Linked DNA regions of Homo sapiens: region 1 is linked to region 2. Evidence: read pairs that join two places in POLR2A ChIA-PET (ENCODE). Cell type or tissue: OCI-LY7. All regions are shown on one strand. Each heading gives the region's core, and the rest is flanking DNA. Links, peaks and the distances in the headings are about the cores only.

Evidence for each region. Peaks named below come from ENCODE experiments on the same cell type or tissue, not always from the same donor. Only the 100,000 strongest peaks of a DNase experiment are listed, where the experiment ranks them.
Region 1: POLR2A ChIA-PET joins it to region 2 with 9 read pairs; 23 of 35 experiments call an interaction of 5 or more read pairs at or near these places.

The regions. Positions count from the first base shown.
Region 1 is chr14:101,927,753-101,935,221 of GRCh38, forward strand. It overlaps PPP2R5C (protein phosphatase 2 regulatory subunit B'gamma), which reads left to right. Exons shown (of 16, transcript NM_001352913.2): 16 at 1-225. Among named protein-coding and RNA genes, the nearest start is that of DYNC1H1, 33 kb to the right of the region's middle. RefSeq lists enhancers at 337-837, 838-1,338. In OCI-LY7, for the core only: no CTCF peak of the experiment used is centred there; no DNase peak of the experiment used is centred there.
Region 2 is chr14:101,813,155-101,820,623 of GRCh38, forward strand. The region is part of intron 3 of PPP2R5C (protein phosphatase 2 regulatory subunit B'gamma); the gene reads left to right. Among named protein-coding and RNA genes, the nearest start is that of PPP2R5C, 55 kb to the left of the region's middle. RefSeq lists an enhancer at 7,370-7,469. In OCI-LY7, for the core only: a CTCF peak has its summit at 3,196; a DNase peak (open chromatin) is centred at 3,047; H3K4me3 peaks cover 1,713 bases; H3K27ac peaks cover 1,944 bases.

The DNA.
Region 1 (7,469 bases), core at 2,028-4,527, 110 kb after region 2:
GGCACAATTATTTTTCTTTAGAAAATATCTGTAACTTTATGCATTAGTGAAATGTTAAGTACCGACATATTTTTTAACATTTTGTAATTCAAAACTTTTTGTTTTGACATTGTTTATGAAGAGAAACTTCATACACTTGCCATTTAATATGCTCTTTTATCTAATTTTCAAAAACTCTAAAAAACGGTGTATCATATGGACTAAATAAAGAACATGTGAATTTTATTGCTCATCATGAAACTAAATTTAGCCATGGTGTTGAGCAAGCTGGCTCTGACGTTATCGGGTTCCCGTTAGGTCAGGGCCGCCCACACACAGGGACGCTGACTGCAGAGGGGCTGGCCATCTCCATCCAGCCCGCCTGGAGCGCTGGCTGCGCCAGATGCTAGCCACAGCTGTTCAAAGCTAAGTCTATCCACTGATTTTTTTACTTACTTAGTGGAAAAGGCAGTGTGACTTTTTATAGACCGCCTCTTGGTTTGGTTTGGGTTTTGGGGCTTTTTTTGAGTAAGAAAAGGTGAATCAATACAATTTATAGAAATGAAAGTCTTGAAAATAGGGAATTGCTGAAAGTATGAATTTAGGATCCTAGTTCGCCCACCTCCTCCTCAGTGGAGAGATCATTATCCTCGCTGATGCTCTTGCGAGAAGCCCATGGAAACAGGACTAAAGTGTTATCTGCTCGTGTCGTGGTTATAACCTCACCTCTCCATAGCTGCGTGTGGTCAGCACGCCGGCTGGCGTGGGAGGGCAAGCTCTGTGCTTAGCTTCCTTCTCTACCCAGTGGCGTCTGTGCTCCCTTCGCACTGACAGAGGTGCAGACGCCGTCACTCTGCAGCTGGGGGCACGTGGACGAGGCTGAGACCCAGGCAGAGTGTGGCCTTCGCCCAAGGGTCCGGTAACTTTGCTGGCTGTTTCGAAGAACCGCACATGCCCCACTTCCACCTAAAAGTGGACTCGCCAGCCAGAAGACTTCACATCCTGCACCGCTACTCACGTCGATGTTTCCGCAGACTAGATGCTCGCCCGCTGCGGTCCTTATCCCTCATCTTAAAATTGGAGGAAACCTGGTGTTTAGTAACTTCCTACAGCACGAGAGTTCGAGAGGACTCACTCACAGAGGCATGCTGCGATTTCAGCCCAGCTGCATGCTGCTGCTATTTTGGGGTAGCAAGAAGCATAAAGGCAAAACTGTACTGGCTTCGTGTCTCCTTCCGTGAGGGTTGGCAGCACCCATCAGCAGTAATGACAAGGAGAACTCATATTTCTTAGCACTGCCTTTATGCCAGGAGCTGTGGTGGGTGCCTCATTTCCCTGGGTTAATTTACTTAGTTCTCACAACCCACCAAATAATTTACTACTATTATCCTCATTCACAAATGAGGAAACTGAGGCACACAAAGGTGAAGTCACTTGACCGAGGTCACACAAATATTGAGTGGAGCCAGGTTTCGACCCAAGCAGTGTGGCCTGGGGTCCAAGCCCCGACCGTCATGTTACATGGTGGAAATGCCTTCTAGATGGGCAGCATCATGGGTGACGGTGAACACAGGTGAGGGCCTGGGGACATGCCCGCAGCACCACGCCAGGCCATAAGGAACACACCCAGGTGGACAGTGTGAAGTTACGGTATTGTCAACCTAAAGGAAGAAACTGAGACAAATTAATATAGGGAGAGGCCAGGCCCCACGGCTCATGTCGGCAATCCCAGCTACTCAGGAGGCTGAGGTGGGAGGATCACTTGAGCCCAACAGGTTGAGACTGCAGTGAGCCGTCATCTCACTACTGCATGCCAGCCTGGGCGACAGAGCAACACCTTGTCTCAAAAAGAAAATACAGGGAGAGAGCTTATTTGGGCCAAGGTTGAGAGCTGCGGCCTAGGAAACACTTCCAAGTTGCCTTGAGAAATGCTCTGGGGGAGAAAAAGAGAGGCTTCTGCATTTAAAGGAAAAAGGACGGATCAGGAAAGGGGCAATTACTCAAGTTGTTTTTCAGGAGTTCTCATTGGTTGACAGAAACACTTGGTTAGTTCTCATAGGTTGACAGAAACACTTGGTGAATGATTGGCTATACATTGTTGAACTACAGGCCACGAGTTACCGTGTCCAACGTGGCATTTTTAGCTACATGGCGTAGCTATTGGTACCAGTCTGGAACCCACACAGCAGGTTTCAGGAGACGATCTCCCAAGGCAGGAGGGGGAGTGGGGCGTGGCTGCTGTCTCATTCCAGTGCCTCTGGGCCTGATCGCTGAAAGGGGGCTCACCTTCCTCAGGTAAAAAGTGTTTCCTTCTTATCCTGAACTCCAGGTGAAACCCTTGCATCTGCATTCACCACCACTTGACACAGGAGAACCCCGGGCCCTGCAAGGTCGAGGGGTGACCACGGTCATGGGCCCCAGGGTCTGTCCTTCATGACCATTGCCCCATGGAGACACCCAGGGCCGCCCGGAGCCCATGCTCAGCCCCGATGTTGCATTGGGGAAGCAGCCCCTATAGAGACAGTGTCAAGGGATAGCTGTGACAGCTGTGGGCTCTGATGGTGCACTTGACCCCAGAACCAGAAGAGCTTGATTCCAGTCCAGTGGCTCCCGTTCCTCGGAGGCTATTGTTTTTTTGTTTTGTTTCGTCTTGTTTTGTTTTTGAGACAGAGTCTCACTGTGTCGCCCAGGCTGGAGTGCAATGGCGCGACCTCAGCTCATTGCAACCTCTGCCTCCTGGGTTTAAGCAGTTCTCCTGCCTCGGCCTCCGGACTAGCTGGGATTACGGGCGCCCACCACCACACTCAGCTAATTTTATATTTTTAGTAGAGACGGGGTTTCACCATGTTGGCCAGGCTGGTCTCAAACTCCTGACCTCAGGTGATCTGCCCGCCTTGGCCTCCCAAAGTGCTGGGATTACAGGCGTGAGCCACCACGCCCAGCCTGAGGCTTTTGTTTTTATGTAAGTTTAGATTTTATAAAACTTTTTTTTTTTTTTTGAAACGGAGTCTCACTCGGTTTCCCAGGCTGGAGTGCAGTGGCGCGATCTTGACTCCTCACAACCTCCGCCTCCCAGGTTCAAGTGATTCTCCTGTCTCAGCGTACCAGGGAGCTGAGATTACAGGCCTGTGCCACCACACCCAGCTGATTTTTGTACATTTAGTAGAGGTGGGGTTTCGCCATGTTGGCCAGGCTGGTCTCCAACTTATGACCCCGTGATCCTCGTGCCTCAGCCTCCCAAAGTGCTGGGATTACAGGTGTGAGCCACCACGTCCAGCCTGAGGCTTTTGTTTTTAGGTAAGTTTAGATTTTATAAAACGTCAGCATTTTTTTAAACAAACGTGCTAAATTTCAGCATATTTGGAGACCACCAACACATTAGCCTCTGTTCTCATTATATTACTAATGTGAACCTATAAAATTATCAAAAATTCAGCTCTTATTTAACATGTAGTTTTATATAAGATTTCATTTGGAGGAAAAAAAATGGATTCTACTGTCAAAAAGTTTGAAATGTACTAAGCTTAATTCAGTTCCTTTTTTAGAGACAGGAATAGACCTAGAGGTGCAGAGATGGGCCCAAACTGACTGGAAGCCAAGTGCCCCCTACTCTCATAAGACTTTCTGCTTCGTATGAAAAGCATGATGTAAATTCCACAGAACTTGGGGGTGGGGGTGGGGGCAGGGGCCACATAAAAACTCCATAATCTCTAGAATTCCTATTTTCCTACTTACAGGTCTTACTGGTCATGTCTGGTGTAGGGTGGTTGCTCTTGAGGGGCTTTTAGAAATACACAGCTAAGGGCACAGCAGGGGAGCCCTGATTTTTAACAAATCCAGAATTGTATTTAAAAAAAAATACACAGGTAAATAAACAAGCTGGGGCTGGCCCAGGTGTACTGATTTGTGTACTTTTATAGGATAATATATAACAAATTGATTACTGGCCAATCCAAGAGGGGTTTTTGTTTATGTTTTGGGGCCTTTGTTTTTAGAGATGGCTTCTTGTTGCCCAGGCTAGCCTCAGACTCCTGGACTCAAGCGATCCTCCTCCCAAGTAGCTGGGACCACAGGCCTGTGCCACCACACCTGGCAATCCAAGAGTTTTTTGACCTATCTTCTTAATTTCTGTAAAAGCAATCAGTAACAGATACTGTTGGTGAACGAATACGCAGCACAGCTGTGATGGAAAAAGAATAGTGGAGGGGGAATGAGGAGAACCAGTGCTCAGGAGCCCCAGAGATGCTAAATGGGCACTTTACAGCCAACAGCGCTGCTCAGGTGCTTCTGCCTCCCAGAAGTGTCTCTCTCACACACACACACACACACCTGGCCACCCCCAAATCAGAATATGGATCAGAGGGGGTGCCAAGCAAGGGGAGGATTAGGCTGGATCCTGGCGCTGAAGCATAACATTGAGAAGCCAAAGGCTGCCATTCTCCCCTGCTCCTCTCTCCCTCCCTTTCTCAGGTGTGGTGGCCTCATCCATCTTCATTTCTGCCTCCAAAACAAGGCTCCCTTCCTGCTGGCGAGCCCCCTGCTGACTCTCCCTTGGGTTCCCCTCTGTGCGCTGCCCTGAGCCGGAGCTTCCATGTCTAATGCAACGCAGGTGAGCCCGTCCGCCAGGTACTTCTTGGGTGTTTAGGTGCCTGTTGAAAATGGGTCCTCAATTGGCCGGGCGCGGTGGCTCACGCCTGTAATCCCAGCACTTTGGGAGGCCAAGGCGGGCAGATCACGAGGTCAGGAGATCGAGACCATCCTGGCTAACACGGTGAAACCCCGTCTCTACTAAAAATACAAAAAATTAGCCGGGCGTGGTGGCGGGCGCCTGTAGTCCCAGCTACTCTGGAGGCTGAGGCAGGAGAACGGCGTGAACCCGGGAGGCGGAGCTTGCAGTGAGCCGAGATGGCACCACTACACTCCAGCCTGGGCGACAGAGTGAGACTCCGTCTCAAAAAAAAAAAAAAGAAAAAAGAAAATGGGTCCTCAATCAAAGAGTGACCCCCAGAGTGAGCGCCATGCCTGAGGCTTAGAGCAGGGTCACCTCCTCCTTTCAAACAGGAATCCATGCTGAGGCTGGAGCCTCTTTAGACCCACGTGGCCCCACAGCCCACAGAACCAAGGCTGACCCCAAGGCTTGAGCTAAAGCAAACAGTCACGTATATCACGTGTTGCTATCAGATGACTTGTGAGAAGCTGCCTTGTTTCCAGTGCTATCAGAGCCCAGGTGATTCTCTAGCAAATGCTTTGCCGGGAAACCTGGAGGTTTCTTCTTTCGGGATTGCTTCTTTGTGAGTTTCAAACAGAGTAAAATAAAAAGTCTGCCACAGAAAATTGACATCATAATTAAAGGCCCAGAGGTCGGCGTGAGACTGGCATGAGGGGCAGAGGAAGGACATGGGGCCCACCCGGAGTCTCCGACCACCCCCAGGCTCAAGAGTTCCCTCTAAGGACTCACGGAAGTGAGTAAAGCTGTCGGACACACGGCTACAATTATGAGAGTGAACGGACACTGATGAAAATCAGCAACAGGACAAGATGCACAAGGCAGGGCCATCCAGGAGATAGCGGGCTCTGCTCAGAGCTGCCAGCCGTCCTCTCCCCGTGGAGCCCTGCGGCGCGCTGGCTTCTCCTGGTGACGGTGTGCACCAGCTCGCATGGAGTATCGCCAACCAGGGAAGCTCGCCCGAGCCTTGGCGTCCACGGTTTTACTGGTTAATCATGTGTACATGGTGGCCTCAGTGTCCAGCCCCTCCAGAGGTGGGGCCATCCTGTGTGGCCCAAGACCCCCAGCATAAATCACGTTTGCCTAGACTGTCCAGCAGGGCCCAAGGCCCCCAGCTAAACAAAGCCACTCTCACCAGGCACAGCATGCCAAGGGCCTCTCGGCTACTGCAAAGCTGGAGAAAAGGCCAGACTTCTCTTTGGACAAGGTTGAACCTTTACTGAACAGCTGTCCTCCCCACAAGAGGAACTAGAGCACAGAGGGGCTCATCTGCTGGGCCAAGGTAGCTAAGGGCAATGTGAGGGTCTCACAGTCAACCCAGGACCTCCCTAACTCAAAGCTCTTCCCTAACTCAAAGCTCTTCCCGCTACACAGCAAGAAGAAGGGACTTCCCAGCTAAATGGTGACATCTGCTTTCCACTGAATCTGAGAAAGGAGAAGCTTCCAGAATGAGACTAAATAATTTGCAGAGGAGAAGGAACAGAACTTGCCTTCAGAATGTGGACCACTCCCCGTAACTCAGAGACAAAACAATCCCATACCTTGAAGTAGCTTGGAGATGAGCTTTATTTTATATCAACATTAATACATATGGGTATACCTAGCTTTATTTCCCCCCTCAACTTAGAGTCTGAATGTGTGGTAAGCATGTTCATCGCTGGATAAGCATCTGGTATGGTCTAATCGGCAATAAGTAGGGGAGTGGGGGCCGGGCGCCATGGCTCACACCTGTAATCCCAGCACTTCAGGAAGCCGAGGTGGGCGGATCACTTCAGGTTAAGAGTTTGAGACCATCCTGGCCAACACGGTGGTGAAACCCGGTCTCTACTAAAAATACAAAAAAATTAGCCAGGTGTGGTGGCAGGAGCCTGTAATCCCAGCTACTCGGGAGGCTGAGGCAGGAGAATCGCTTGAACCCGGGAGGCAGAGGTTCAGAGGTTGCGGTGAGGTGAGATTGCACCATTGCACTCCAGCCTGGCAACAGAGCAAGAGTCCGTCTCAAAAAAAAAAAAAAAAAAATAGGTGTGGTGGTGCACGCCTGTAATACCAGCTACTCGGGAGGCTGAGGCAGGAGAATCACTTGAACTCGGGAGGTGGAGGTTGTAGTGAGCCAAGATCGCGCCACTTCACTCCAGCCTGGGTGATAGAGTGAGACTTCATCTCAAAAAAAAAAAAAAATGTAGGGGAGTGGAAAGTTTTCAGGGAACCCAAGAGCCTGAGTCTTCCTGAATGAGCTCTCCAGCAAGGTGAAAGCCCAGCAGAGTCTCCGGTGGGCAAAAATCTCAGGCAGAAGAAACTTCTGTGACTGCATTCACTTATTCATAAGAGAACACCCACGGCCCCACTGCCCCAGCTGAGGATGAGGAAAGCAACCACAGCTGCCGCTCTCACTAGCTTCTTTCTCCAGCCTAGAGACTGGCGTGACTCCATCTCGCCGTGAGGTGCCCAGGGTGGGAGAAGACCTCATGGCCATGGTGGGCAGCCCGTGGCTTTATGAGTGAGGACAGCCAGGAGCACCGAACCCCAATACCCGGAACACTAGCACAGCAACAGTGCCAGGCAGACCCCAATCTCTCAATTCCTGGCCCCGCACTTGCGTCAATATGGTACCGCAGTGAGACCCTACATCTGCTCCACCGAGGCTGACCCTGGAACCAGTGCTGGATCTCTGATGACTAGGAGGACCCGGTGGTTACCAGGGTCCCACAGCCAGTCTGCAGACCTGCCCAGGCATGACAGTGTTTCCATGTCCTCATCAAAACGA
Region 2 (7,469 bases), core at 2,041-4,540:
TATACAGCTGAGAAAGTGAATTTTTAACTGTAGTTATTGTAAATTTAAGTGGACACACCTGTCTTGTGGCTAGGATATTGGACAGCACAGTCGTAGACTGGAATTGTTCGACTTTTTTGGAAAAGGACCAGATTGTAAGTAGCTTTGGCTTTGTGGGTGAAAGCAGCCATAGACAGTAAATGAATAGGCATAACTGTGGTCCAATAAAGCTTTATTGACAAACAGGTGACAGGCTGGATTTGGCCCATGGACCATAGTTCACCAACTCTGTTCTAGACTGTTCTTTGACTTTCGGAATTGCCTGTTAAGGATAGGAAAGCATGTTTCCTGCAGGCCTTCAGTCTAGTGCCTCCTCCCTGTGCTGGGAAGCTGGGCCAGCCGTGATGCTGTGAGGCGTGGTGGGTGGGCCCACTTCCCACCCTGCAGCGCATGCTCACTTCAGGAGCCAGGTTTAAGGCAGTGACAGCCAAGCCGGAAAGATGGTAATGGCCAGAGAGGAAGCACACAGTTTGAGCCTTTTCCAGCTGGCCCTTATTCTGGGCTTCAAGAATGTTATTAACTGCTCTCATCTTGTTCTAGTCATTAGCAAACTTATCCAGTGGATGAGTCTGTCCTTGAAAGACTCAGGAGTAGCTCCAGCCTGGTGGGATGTTGGAGAACAAACCATTCTTTTGATGTAAACCCATTTTTTCTTGGGAAGTGGAAGTCTAATGGAAAAGTTTATTTTCTCACAAGTACTTCCTGAGTCACCAATTTGTTGAAGGTCTTCACCTTTCCAATAAAAACTCATTAAAAAACATGCAAGAAGCAAGCACAGAACTCAAACCCATGGCTTTCATTTCCTGCTGCGCTAAATCTGGTGACTTAACCTATATTAATAATAACAATAGCTATACATAATGCACATGGGTTGCTAAATTAGTAACACACCTGCATGGTGTGAAGTCAGTAAGTACTAGTGAGAATGGGTGCCCCCTGTTATCTTTATTCCCTAAAATTAGGAAGGAAAAATGTTTGAATGATGACTAAACAGTTCTTCAAATAATTAAACCAGTGATCCTCTGAACAGTGCCTCAGCTCAAGATTTTTACTTCACAAACATCTCTTTACTATGTAACTGCAGCTCTCTGCAAAGTGACTTTATAGAACTACAGCCTTAACCTTACCCATATCCTATCCTGTATCCAATCCTGTATCCTAGGTGTGAAGTTGTTTCTTTCGTATTCCTGGTGGTGTGGAAGGTAACCAAAGTAACAGATAACTCTCTGAGGAAACAGGGGTGGGTATGTTTGTGTAAAGTCTGTACACCTTTTTGTTCCTTAAACACACACACATTTATGCTCATAAACACACTCTCATCCACCTCCCTCATCCATACGCTCTCAATCTCAGAGGCAAAAACAAAAGCTTACCATCCAGCTTGGGTCTAATGTCTGCTCAGGAGGTTTTGCCTTGCAGCAAAAGCTATCTTCTAAAATTTTCTCATTAAAGTATGTTGTGTAGAGGAATGAAAGAAAAATAGAGGTAAGGTTATTAGTCAAGAATAGGGTGTGTGTTTTTAAACCCAGGAAAAGAATAGACAGAAACACAAAGACAAAGTGGTTTGGGATACATCCTAACTTTTGGTTCCATATGTCAAATAAAATTGCGAGGTGGTTCTTTTTGGATCCTACAGCACTTTGCCAATTGTGACAAGCTGTTGTGAACACTCATGTACTTCTTCCTCACAGCACTCCTGCCTGGCAGGTGAGCAGGACAATCCTAGTATTTCTCCTCCCCAAGGTCACCCAGCCTAGAGGGTCCAGTCCAGGGCTGTTGGCAGCACCAAGTACGAGGTCCCGAAGCTGCTGCTGGTGGCTGTCCCAGAGGAGAAGCAGCATACGTTGAGTGCCTTCAGTGTGCTAGGTCACAGCTGAAACCCTGTACCTCTGTTCTCTCTCTGAATCTGCCCAACACTGTGAGGCATTATAACCCTCCCCCACTCACTACCGCCCCTGCCTTTTTTGTCCCCCCGGGAGAAAAAAGGGAGCCTCTTGCCCAGGGCCACAGAGAATGTAGTGAAACAAGATTTGAGCCTCAGTCAGTCTGATAGCAAAGCTCATGTTCTTTGCTCTGCAGACATCAGAGTGTTGAGAGATGCTGGTGAAAGCTCCCACCTCATAGGTACTTTTTGATTTTTACTGTTTTCTGTACAGTGGTAATGGATTTGAGTGTCTGGAGTTCAAAACTCATTTCAGGGTTGAATAGGAGTTTGTTAAAGGTTTACATGCGTATGTTCTTGGTGTGCAGGGAGAAAGTTGATAATCTTACCTGCTGTCCCAGTTCACTTACCAAATCTGCCAGCTAGTAACTGTTGACTTACCTCCTCCACAAAATCAGGAGTATCCCGAGGACAGTCCTGTTGAACTTGTTCTCTGGTGACACTGAGCATTATTCCTAGAGTAGAGGCATCAGTTAGTGTCAGTGGATTAAAAATTAAAAGTTATCTCTGAGTGATCACTCAGGAAATAGCTATCTACTATATTTCTTTTTTGAGTTGGAGTCTCGCTTTGTCACCCAGGCTGGGGTGCAGTGGCGTGATCTCGGCTCACTGCAACCTCTGCCTCCCAGGTTCAAGCGATTCTCCTGCGTCAGCCTCCCGAGTAGCTGGGATTACAGGTGCATGCCACCACGCCCGGCTATTTTTTGTATTTTTAGTATAGACAGGGTTTCACCGTGATGGCCAGGCTGCTCTCGAACTCCTGACCTCAAGTGATCCGCCCGCCTTGGCCTCCCAAAGTACTGGGATTGTAGGCATGAGCCACCACACCCGGCCTATCTGATGTATTTCTTAGCTAAATACCTCATCAGTGGAATGAGAAGCTCATGAGAAGCTGTACTTTATTTTTCTTTCAATCCTCTATACGCTGTAGTTAACGTATTTCAATGAAAAACATATAGGAGATGGCTTTTGCTGCAAGGCAAAAACCTGCTGAGCAGACGTTATACCCAAGTGCAAGAGTAAGACTACCAAAAAGGTGACAGACTTTACACAAGGCGGCTGGTTGAAAGAGCGACACAGGTGCCCACTCCACTCTAGGCCTTGCTCAGGCGCTGTTTCCGCTCCCTGTCACACTGGAAATAGGACCGCCAAGTGGTCTAAACGTGGGATAAATCATTTCTCTCACTCACATCTTGGAAAGACGCTGGCTAAAATGCATGGGGGAAACCAGTACTCCCACAGCAGGTAGAAGTCTGGCTTTATTTGAGGCCCTTGAATTACACATAAATCAAAAACTCTTCTAGTTTAAAAAAGAAAAAAGACTAAAGAGATATAACAGGTACCGTGAGTGAATCTAGATCAGATCCTTGTTCTAAAAAGTGTGAAATCAAACCTATTAGAGACATTTTGAAGGCAGCTGGAGAAAGTGGAGTGCAGAATGATGTTGGATGTGTGGAATTACTGCGAACTTTCTAGGTGTAAAAAGGTGTCCAACTTTTGTAAGGGACTTTTCTTATTCTTAGGGAATGCAGAATGAAGTATTAATAAGTGAAGGATCGTGATCTCTGCAACTTTAAATGGTAAAGAGAAAAGTGGGTAAAAAGCAAATATGTCAAAGCATGAACAGTTGTTGAATCTAGCTGAGGGGATATACAATATACAATTATTCATTGAAATTCTATGGAGATTTTAACTTTTTCATAATGTTTGAGAGAAATAAATATATATATTTATTTATATATATATTATATATATATTATATAAATATATATATAATATATATATTTATATAATATATATAATATAAAAATATTATATATGTATATATATTTTTTTTTTTTGAGATGGAGTCTTGCTCTGTTGCCAGGCTGGAGTGCAGTGGAGCAATCTCAGCTCACTGCAGCCTCCGCCTCCTGGGTTCAAGCAATTCCACTGCCTCAGCCTCTCAAGTAGCTGGGACTACAGGCACCCACCGCCACAACCAGCTAATATTTTGTATTTTAATAGAGATAGGGTTTCACCATGTTGACCAGGATTGTCTCGATCTCCTGACCTCGTGTTCCACCCGCCTCGGCCTCCCAAAGTGCTGGGATTACAGGCGTGAGCCACTGCCCCAGGATGAGAAATATATTTTTAAAAAATAAGGCTGTTTCGCTCTCTTATCATTTCAATATTCTCTGGTGAAGGAAATATCTTTAAAAAGGGTCTGCTTTGGAAAAAATGTACAAAGAAAATGTAATAACTTAGCTACTGTTTCCTAAGCCATGAGCAGTGGCCTTTCATATTTGAGTCTTTGCCAGCCAGTGTTGGTCCTCTGGTTGTAACTCACAGTAGCTGCACAGACGGCCACACCATCTGACAAAACAGCGTTTTTGGGGTGCATAACCGTTTTTGATGTTTATTGGCATTTTTATTGGTCTTTTGGAGTGTAACTGCCTTTGAGCCACACTAGAAGATAAGATAAAACCAAAGTTTCCTCCGCACTTTAAGAGGCAGGGTGTTTGGTGGCTGAGGGTAGGACCTGGAGCCACACGCCAGGGTCAGATCACCCCCCATCCCCCACCCCGCCCACCCCAGGCAAGCTGAACTGTCTAGGGCATGTGACTCACTCTCTGTTTCTAGAAATGGAACGTGAAATGGGAATAATAATACAACCTACCTCTTTGGGGTTTTTTGAAAGTTAAGTGAATGCACATAAAGAACTTAAAATGGCGCCTGGAGTGTCGTGAGACTCAGTGCTCATGGTGTCTGTGGTTGTCTCTTTCGTAGGTCACGTATGGTACTCTAGGGCCCCGCCACTTAGCCATAATCTGTTTTCTTTTTCTCCAGCTGTATTATCTGTATTTGTTCATCTCAAAGCTCATCTGTCTCTCTCTCTCTCTTTTACCCAGCCTTTTCATCTCTTGCAGTTTGCTTGGCATTTCACCATTTGGAAGAAATTAGTATCATCAGTACCTCTGGAGTTTGCACTATGCTCTGCTTATAGATTGTGTATAGTTACCTGCTAAGATGGTCCTAAGCACATGTCCACGGCCTCAGTTCAGAGTATACTTAATGCTCCCTATTCAGTCTTTCTGTTCCCGTGCTCCAGTCCGTGAAGTCTAGAGTAAAATAAGAAATTGGCATTTATATACATCTCCCCTCCTCATCTTTAACTCTTTTGAAGAAGAGAGTTTTAGTATCACATTCATAAGAAATTTCATCTTTAAAAGTTGGTATTACAGGCGCAGTGCCTCACACCTGTAATACCAGCACTTTGGGAGGCCAAGGTGGGCAGATCACCTGAGGTCAGGAGTTCAAGACCAGCCTGGCCAACATGGTGAAACCCCATCTCTACTAAAAATACAAAAATTAGCCAGCGTGGTGGCGGGTGCCTGTAATCCCAGCTACTAGGGAGGTTGAGGCAGGAGAATCACTTAAACCTGGAGACGGAGGTTGCAGTGAGCCGAGATCACGCCACTGCACACCAGCCTGGGCAGCAGAGTGAGACTCTGTCTCAAAAAAAAAAAAAAAAGTGAGCAATATCTGTGGTTAATCTCAAATAGGGTGGCTTTCCGTGTCATTTCCCTTTAGTTGTTTTTAAATGCAGATGTTGCTTTAATTAAATAATATTTGAAATAAGTGGGGTCCCAACTATAACCTTATATCTTATTGTTTTTAAATGTTGATATTTTGGTGTTTTCAGTAGAATTTGAGCTGTTAACAGTGATTAGGTTTTTTCAGTTTGTCATCGATGTATGTGACCTCGTTATAATACACATGGATTTTTGTCTGCTGGTTGTGTTACTCATGAGCAATGTGTTCTAATTATGGTATTTTAACTTATAACTTATGAAAAAGTTATGTTTCACTCTAGGGAACAAGTCCTGAAGAACCCTCAAGCCCTAAAGTACCACCTCCACTTCTTCCTGAGTTGCTGGTTCTTATTTTTGGTGGGCTTCAAGGAAGAGGTGGGTGGTGAGGGTGTCTGTATATGTGTGTTTACATTTGTAGACAGTTTCTGTACATGTATAATTAGGAATGGGTTGTCGGTTTTGGTTTTTTTCCCAGCTTTATGTAATTGGTCAGACTTCTCAAAGGGGGGTAGCACTTGATAATCGCTCTCTTGGAACTCTGAAGCCTTTGCATGGAGCAGTGTTCACCCTGGGCAGCCTGTGGCCCCTGGGGTCACAGAGCTGCTTTCCAGGGGGTTTGCAAGGCCGTCACTGCCTCATAAGATTACCAAGATCTAATTTACCTCTCACTGTGTGGACGTTTGCCCTGGTGGTGCAAAGGCAATGGTGAGGAATATGGCGCCTTTCTTTCATCGAGCAGGACAGCGGTGTTCAGCTAGCAACACACCAGTCTGACCCAAGAATGTCCTCGATAAAGCATGAAGTTACTGGTTTTTTAAGTCTCAACTCTTTTGTATACCTTTTTAATTTTGTTTTTGTTTGGGTTTGTTTTTAGTTTTGTTTTTGTTTGGGTTTGTTTTTAGTTTTGTTTTTGTTTGGGTTTGTTTTTGTTTGGTTTTTTGGTTGCTCAGGCTGGAGTGCAATGGCGCAATCACAGCTCACTGCAGCCTCAACCTCCCCAGCTCGAGCATTCCGCCCACCGCAGCATCCTGTGTAGCTGGGACTACAGGCAAGCACCACCACACCCAGCGTGGTTTTTTGTTGTTGTTGTTTTGGTAGAGCTGGGGTCTCACTGGGTTGCTCAGGCTGGTCTCAAACCCCTGGGCTCAAATGATCCTCCTGCTTTGGCCTCCCAGAGTGCTGGGATTAGAGGCGTGAGCCACCGCACCCAGCCTCCTTTTTAATTTTGCGTGACGAAATGCAGAGTTCACATGAAGCCGTTCTAGCATGCTGGAGTGTGATGGCCGTCTCGAAGAAAAGCGCCCATGTGATGTGTGAGTTATGAGCCAAAATAGCCACTTTTTCCAGGAACTTTAAATTATGAGAATAGTAATGTAAAATCATTTTTACTTGACAGAACAAAAAGCAGACAAACTGTGGATATTAAGACTTAAATATTTGGCTGATATTTTCTAGAAAATCTATGAAGTGAGCTTATCAATTGAGGGGAAAACAACTGCGACACTGTTTTTGGCCCATGGTAAAATTTGAGCTTTCAAGAAAAATTTGAACTTTGGAGAACTTTTATCTGCCAGTGTAAATGTGGCAGCTCCCAGTGCCACAGACTCTTCTGCTGAGAGGGGTGGTGACATTAGCAAGTGGGGTTTCTTGATGTATACGGTGGAAGGTCACACACCACATGCAGCAGTGTGTTCTCAGTGACCAACGAACGATGCTACAAACAAGCGTGGGTGAAGAGCCACCAAAGTGTAAGACACACTGCCGGGTGTTCATGTAACTGACAGGTTCATCAACATGGTTTCAGATTCCTCATTGCAACTAATCTTTAAGGAACTATCACTTGTTGAATTTTAGCATAGGCAAAGAAGAACATCGGCAATTTTTTGAGAAGCATTGAAACCTCCCTTTTCCCA